Linked DNA regions of Homo sapiens: region 1 is linked to region 2. Evidence: read pairs that join two places in POLR2A ChIA-PET (ENCODE). Cell type or tissue: A673. All regions are shown on one strand.

What was found. Peaks named below come from ENCODE experiments on the same cell type or tissue, not always from the same donor. Only the 100,000 strongest peaks of a DNase experiment are listed, where the experiment ranks them.
Region 1: POLR2A ChIA-PET joins it to region 2 with 5 read pairs; 2 of 35 experiments call an interaction of 5 or more read pairs at or near these places.

The regions. Positions count from the first base shown.
Region 1 is chr5:109,346,503-109,350,502 of GRCh38, forward strand. The region is part of intron 7 of PJA2 (praja ring finger ubiquitin ligase 2); the gene reads right to left. Among named protein-coding and RNA genes, the nearest start is that of PJA2, 61 kb to the right of the region's middle. In A673, a CTCF peak has its summit at 800; no DNase peak of the experiment used is centred here.
Region 2 is chr5:109,178,831-109,182,830 of GRCh38, forward strand. It overlaps FER (FER tyrosine kinase), which reads left to right. Exons shown (of 20, transcript NM_005246.4): 18 at 1,917-2,071. It overlaps LOC124901040 (a long non-coding RNA gene), which reads right to left and starts at 1,923. Exons shown (of 2, transcript XR_007058897.1): 1 at 1-1,923. In A673, no CTCF peak of the experiment used is centred here; a DNase peak (open chromatin) is centred at 2,051.

The DNA of each region.
Region 1 (4,000 bases), 170 kb after region 2:
AATCAACTGTTCATTGGTGGATGGATGAATATGCAAAATGTGATATACACATACAGTGAAATATTACTCCGCCTTGAAAAGGAAGGAAATTCTAACACATGCCACGACATGGATGAACCTTGAAGACATTATGCTAAATGAAATAAGCCAGTCACAGAAAGATAAGTACTGTATGATTCTTACATGAGATACCTAAAGTAGTCAAATTCATTGAGACAGAAAACAGAATGGTGGTTGCCAGGGGCTGGAAAGATGGGAAAATGGGGAGTTACTGTTTACAGCAATGTGAATACACTTGATTACACTGAACTGTACACTTTAAAAAACTGTAGCAATAGTAAATTTTATATTATGTTTATTTTACCATAATAAAAAAAAATGAACAAGCCAGGTTTCCCATATAGAAGAAGAATTCTGCCTGATAGCTTAGCTAACACTCTATTCTTCTGGATGGCAAACATAATATTTATACATGCCTAAGGTCCTACCATAGATATTCCCAAAAAGAATTTGAGATGACTTATAATAGGGATTACAACTTGCCTTGGGCCAAGCCCAAAGCAAAATCAGGACTAAAAAAGGAAAAAGCAAAACGGTTCACAAAGAGTTAATAAACATAGTTAATATTATTGAACACTAAATTTGACTCTGGATATGCAGAGAAACACTGCAAAAAGAAAGAAACACTGTTCCAGTAATTGAATTATTGCTTCTCAGCTCCAAATACACCTTTCATTTCTGCCCTTTGAAAACAGATTTGGGCCTTTTAAATATTTTTCCTTTTGTTAGCTGACATGATTTTAAGTTTTGTCAGCAGAAGGTGCTGGAGAGACACAAGGAAAGGACTTTGCTTCATGGTTCCCTTGGGCTTGCCCCTGCAGTGTGCCAGGCTTCCCTGTGCACAGATGGCTTCTCCAGCATCAGACTCCTCCAGTGTGGGTGGCTTCTCCAGTGCCTGGCTCTTGAAGCACATGCTGCTTATCCAGTAACTGGTAATTACAGGACAAGGTTGCCAGCAGCTTCTCCTTGTACTCATCTTAGGTGGTTCTGCAGCAGAGTACCTAGGGGCTTGGTCACATCACTGTGAAGTTTCTCTTGCCCCAGAGGGCAGATTTTTGCCATGTTCCAGAAGGCAAATTTCCAGCAAGTTCTGCCAGCACAGTACCATAAATACTCCTCCATAAGCCATGGCTGTGTCCTTCCCAATAAGGTCTGGCTCTCAGCCTTAGACAGGAGGGAAGTAGAGTGCTCCATCTCAGCCCTAAAGCTGTTTCTTAAATCTGCTAATCCTATATTCTTTAGAGTTTGCTTTACTTCCTACTAGCCAATCCCTTGGTATTCTAAACTTCTGTTGCAGTTAATATTTACAGTAAATTTTCCCTGTTCAAATTACTGTATTTCTCTCTCTTGGGACTGAACTCAGACTGGTACAGAATTCATATTAAGAGTGGTCCCGGGACACAGAACTGGCAAGAAAAGGATTTGGGGGTTGGTTTGGTTACACCTGTTGAGCTTGAGCTCAGTGTTGAGCTCCTTGCCAATGAGAATGGGATGCTATTAATCCATAGTCTGTAGTGGCATCACAATTAATCAAGGTATCACTGTGGTTGACAGTGATGAAGATCCAACTGAAGCATGTGTCTTGAAAGCCCAGATAGCTCCTATACTTGATCTTACGGCAACAGTGATCTAACTGTAAAAATCGTGATGTGAGATGGATTATTAAGAGTGCCCTTGTGCACTTACAGAAAAAAATTACAAACTCAGGTCTCTTAAACCTCACAATAGGGTATGAGAGCCAGAAAGCATCCACGACAGCCCTAAAAGATGCTCTTGCTCCTAAAAATCAAACGCAAAATGTAATTGTGTGGATTGCTAAATGAAAATTAGAGTTGACTTCTTAGTCTCATCAAATTTCTCAAAAGTTTTACCATTGATTGGTTAAGGAATAAGATTCTGAAACCTGGAATGAAGACATCTGACTGAACTCTGAGGAAACTGATAACTTTGAATCCCCAAGTCACTCTGAGCCTCCTGTTACCAGTAGAAACAGTGTGCCCTCCACAGACTAGGCTTCCTCTGCTTGAAAACCCTGTGATAATCTCACCTGGAGTGTGAATCTCTTACTGCTTTCATGCCCAACAGTAAAGTTACCAGAACTACAGCAGACAAAAAAAGAAAGAACTGAAGATATAAACAGTGTAGGTCTGGGTTATTCTACCAAGTAAAGAATCCTAACCAGCTGAGTGAGCTTCTGGCTGAGGGCAGGGAAAATATGACTGGGTCATGGAAGAAAGAAGTTATAGCTATCATTCAGTCTCATGAGCAAATACAGAACAAGGATTAGTAATTCTGCATATTTTATGTGCTTGTTTTATGTATCTGCTTATTTATATATGTTAACAGTTTACTTTTCCTCTTTCCCATTTCTATTTCAATATGCCAGTTGTTGGAAGTTAAATTTGCAATTTAGTCTTTATATAAGAGAATATTCAGTGTTACTATGAATGTGTGGAGTAATGCATAACTAGCGATGGATACAATGCCTCTTGGAACTAGCCATCTGCTCATTCTGGGAAATGGGTGAAACTTCATTTGTAGTAATAGCTGTATTTTGTTGGGTGGAAATACAATTCTATTGATGGATGGAAATTTAAATGTGCATTGAAAGGTATATATGGAAGCCAAGTTATCAAAGTGCTGGAATGTTCCATTTATGGAATTATTGCTCCACAAATCCATATTCACTATTGTGTCGGCTCTGTGAAAATCTGGGCTGTTTAAATACTTTCCCTCCTAACAGCTGGCATGATGCTAAGCTTTGTTCACAGAGGATGTTGAAGAACACTGCTGGAGGAAAGGGCCTTCCTTCTGTCCCAGTGTGCTTGCTTGACAGAGCACACTGGGACTAGAGTGATGTTCGTGGCTTTCTCTAGCACTAGACTCAGTGCACACAGCTTCTCTAGCAGCCAGTTCCTGTAATGCACTTAGTAGGTGGCAGCCTCCCCCAGCATCCATGTTGGACAGTTCTGCAGTACAGCACTTCCAGTTAGAAACCTTCCTATGAATAGCTTTCCTCAGCACCCTAAGAGAGCTGACTTCCAGCAAGTTTCACCAGCACATACCCAAGTGACTTCTCTCTCATACAGCAAGCCACAGCTGTGCCATTTCCATCAAGGTGACCTCAGCCCTGAGATGGACTAGGGACTCTTCCTTGGGTTGTCCTAGCTTTGCCAGACAGGTGGTGGCTGCTCCTTATATGCGCTTTTCCCATATTCTGTGTAATTATCTTTATTTCCTCCTAGCCAATCCCTTGTTACTCTACTTCTTTGTTCTAGTTTAGAATTCCTTATATTGAACTTTCCCATTGCAAGATAGGAAATGGAAGGTAAGATCCTGTTATCAGTCCCTTTCCTTCTCACATAGCTATAATTATGAATCTCCTCCAATTCCCCATATGTACTACTCAAGATAGAACCTGCTTGCAAGAACTCATTTGTGCTACACATAAACAGAAATAAGGGATGTTATTTATAGTAACTTTCATTTGGGGAGGTTATTCCAGGCTAATTATGCTTTGATATATGTTTGTCTCAATGGGTTCATTATCTCTTTCTAATGATTATCTGCATATTTGCAGTGCTAGTAACACCTGAAATTTCATATATGTAAAAATAATTTATTGCCTTGGTACTGTCATATATTTAAGATGATCCAGGATCACTTATAAGCAACACAAGCAAAAGATAGCCTTTTAAGCCACTAGTATGAAAATCTATAAAAATTAAAAAAAAAAAAACTATCTATACCTTTAGGCAGTACAATGTATTTACAATAGTTAGTCGAAGAGGCAGAAAGACAACTAGCCTAAATCACCCTATCTAGAATACATGTAGGTTTAAAGTAGCATAATCCTTTATCAGCATAAAATTTTGTTCTAAAGAATAAAATACAATTCAGTTTTTAAAGAACGAAGATAGTAATACCGATTCTGAATGAT
Region 2 (4,000 bases):
CTACAACACATCAGCCAGAAATTTTGGTTGTGAGTGCATTAAATCTATACATTAATTTGGGCAGAATTGCCATATTAATATTCACATATTTTTTAATTAATATTCACATGATTTTTTTCAGTCAAGTTTTGTAGTATAAAGGACTTGTCTTTTGTTAGATTTATTTTTAGATATTTGCCTTATTGGAACTACTGTAAATGGAATTTATTTTCCAGTTGTTTGCTGCTTACAAGAATACTTTGTGTATTTTTGCAGCCTTGTAAATCATTAATTCTAGTTCTTGTTATAAACATTCCCAAAGATATTCTGTGTAAAAAACATCAGATTTTCAAATTGAAAAAGACATAAGAGAAAACACAAAATTGAGAGGCAGATATCAGAAAAGTAGTAAAATTGTTTCCAAGAGAACCCTTTGACTAGAAGTGGTGAAAACAGGTATCCTTGCTTTGACCTCAATAGAAAAAAATTTAGCCTTTCACCATTTAAGTGTGTAATGTTAGGGATTTAAGTTTTTGTGTATGCCCTTTGTCAGGTTAAATAAATTCCTTAATATTTCTAGATTGTTTTACCAATGGGTTTGAATATTTGTCCAATGCTTTTTCTGCATCAGTTGGAATGATCAAGTTTTTCCCTCCTATGTTCTGTTACTCTAGTGAATAACATCGATTACTTTTAAAATGTTAAACCAACCTTGTGTTACTAGGACAAGCTCCACTTGGTTATTTGTTATTTTTGTATATGACTGTATCTGTAAGTTCCACATCTGTGGATTCAACCATCCAGAGATTTTTTTTTTAAAATGGATAGTTGTGTCTGTACTAAACATACAAACTTCCTTGTCATCATTCCCTAAATATAACAACTATTACATAGCATTTACAATGTATTATGTATTATAAGTAATCTAGAGATGATTTAAAGTATATAGGATCATGTGCATATGCAAATCTACACCATTTTATATCAGGGATTTGAGCATCTTTGGATTTTGGTATCTGAGGGGGGGTCCTGGAACCAATCATGGATCCCAAGGGATGGCTGTATATGAATTTGGTTATTGAATGTCCTCCCCACCAGAAATACTTTGGAAGATTAGAGTGGTCAGGAAAGAACTCTCTGAAGAGAGAGCGTTTGGGCTAAGAATGAATGAAGAGGAGCCAGCTATGCAAAACTGGAAGAACACTGGAGGCAAAGCGGAACAGCTAAGTGCAAAGGGTATACAGTGCAAACAAGCTTGCCTCATTTAGGGAACTCGTCCTGCATTTGGGGACAAAAAGAAGCCCAGTATGGATGGGATATATTAATGATAGGGAGACTGGACAAGATGAGGTGGGCTAGAGAGAGACAGGGCCAGATGCAGCAGAAAAAGAGTTGCCAAACTCTCTGGTACCTCAGCCACTTTCCAACCTTTGGGAAGCCCTAAGAATTGTCTTATCAGAGTCTACTCAGTATCTACTAGGCACATGCAGCTATTTAATGTAACTAAAAGTATATAAAATGAAAAATTCAGTTTCTTGGTCACACTAGCCACATTGCAGGTGTCCAGCAGCACATGTGGCAGATGGCTACTTTATTGGACAATGCTGCTCTAGGAAAGCCAAAGGAGAAATAATGCCAACTTTGCTTAGCCTCTTCTCTGTAATTTTCTCTTTTAAAGCTAGAATCGGTGTTTTTCTATTTAAATGGAAATATATGTGGTACCTAGAAAACTAGCATGTGGCCTACTCCATATGCATATGTTCTCATGGATGTTTTTTACCTATGACAGAAAAGATGAGGACTGGTAAATCACAAGCATTCTTAACCTCATTATAAATACATTGCAAATGTAAAAATGCAAAGTGTGGAAATCATAAATGTGAAAGTGGCTTTCAATTTGTTTTAATAGGCGTTTTCTGTGTCTTACTGTAACCTAGGGACCTTGCTGCAAGAAACTGCCTGGTAGGTGAAAATAATGTTCTGAAAATCAGTGACTTTGGAATGTCTCGTCAAGAGGATGGTGGAGTGTATTCATCTTCTGGCTTAAAGCAGATTCCCATTAAATGGACAGCACCGGAAGCTCTTAATTATGGTAAGAATAGACCACATTTTTTTTTTAATGGTAAAAATGAACGGCATCAGCATAAAACATTCACAAGCAATATTTACAGGGGTAGCACAGAATGCAAGTTAGAATGATTTGAGGATCAACACAAATAAGTGAATTTCATACTTTTAATTTGTTGAAATTATTGATCAGATTTCTATATGTAACATTGCTATATTAAAAAGGTAGATATAAGTACTTTTAAATATGACTATACATCTGAGAAAGAGTTTTTATACCAAAAAAAAATGACTTTGTAATAGATTATACAGAGTAAGCGTTGTTGTGGCTCTGGACCATTTCTTTCGAATGTCTTATAATTGGTCCAATAACCTCATCTGATGTTAGGTTCCTAAAATATTAAGTCAATCAGTTCTTTAGTTTCTCACTCTGAAATCGACATGGTTTCTTAGCATCTCAGTCTGTGGAACTGATATAAATCTTGAGCAAAGAAGGAGATGGGAATTACATTTTAAAACGGCAGGGATTTTTTTCACTTGAATTTTTATGCGTCATTGTAATTGGAAATAAATATAACTTGCATTATCTGTGGTTGGGATGAAATGGGCCATTACAAGATGGATGACAACTCAAGAATTTAAGAGAAAAAAAAAGTGTGCTTTAAATAAAATTAGAAATTATATTTTCATTAAGGGAAGCAGCATATGAGCCATGGATTGGTGAATGGGTATGGTATGTTTTGAATAAAAATGTAAAATGATTCTTTGTTGATTTAAAATGAAAAATTACCTCATTATGGAAACTAATTTGTAAAGCATTTATAAATGCCTTAATTTAATTCCCAAATTAGAGAAAGCTTTTTTAAAAAATTGAGGTGAAATTCACATACCATAAAATTAATTACTTTAAAGTGAACAATCATTGGCATTTAGTACAGTTCACAATGTTGTATAACCAGTACCTCTAGTTTCAAAACATTTTCATCACTCCAAAATAAAACCCTGTCACCAATAAGCATCCTCCTCCCATTCTTCCGTTCCGTTGTCCCCTAGTAGCCACCAATCTGCCTTTTATTTCTGTGGATTTACCTATTCTGGGAATTTCATACAAATGGAATTATACGGTATGCGATATCTTGTGTCTGGCTTATTTTACTTAGCGTAAGATTTTTGAGGTTCATCCATCTTGTATCATGTATCAGTACTTCATTCCTTTTTAGGACTGAATAATCCATTGTATGGATATACAACCATTTATTTATCCATTTTTGTATATTTGGGCAGGTTTCAATTATTCTGGGTATATACTAGAAGTCATATGGTAATTTTATGTTTAACTTTTTGAGGAACCACCAAATGTTTTCCAGATAAAGCTTTTGAATGTAATTGGTTTGGAAGTTGATTGGGGCTGACCCAGCTACCACAGATGCTAACCCTCACCCTTAGTTTGTCTTTCAGCGTGTCAGCAAGAGAGGTTCTTTCTTATGAGCTTTCTAGTGATTGCAAGCCAGTTCCACTATTCCTTAGAATCTAGAAAAAATGGCAGAGCTGCTATTTTCCATAGTGATTCCTCTCTGGGGTGATTGTTGTTATTAACTCTAGGGTCAGATTATATTACTAAGGGGGATGATCACAGGATAAAAGATAGATTATAATACTCAATATTTACACAAAGGTTTTTGTTAGATGACAAAACATTTTCAAGCACTAAGGAAGCTGTAACTGGGCTTGGGAGTCCTTGAATTTGCTCTTAACTCTGCCAGATTCTCTGTGTTATATAGCCTTTAAAAGTCCTCTTACTCTTAAACAATTTTGCCAAGTAAAATTCTGCCTCTTGATCACGGTATAGTTTTTGAATTTCAAGCTGACTAAAGTGTTGTATTTACAAATTAAAGTTTCAATTCTGGATATATCTAACAGCCAGACCCAAAGCATTTTAAGTAAGTAATAAGGA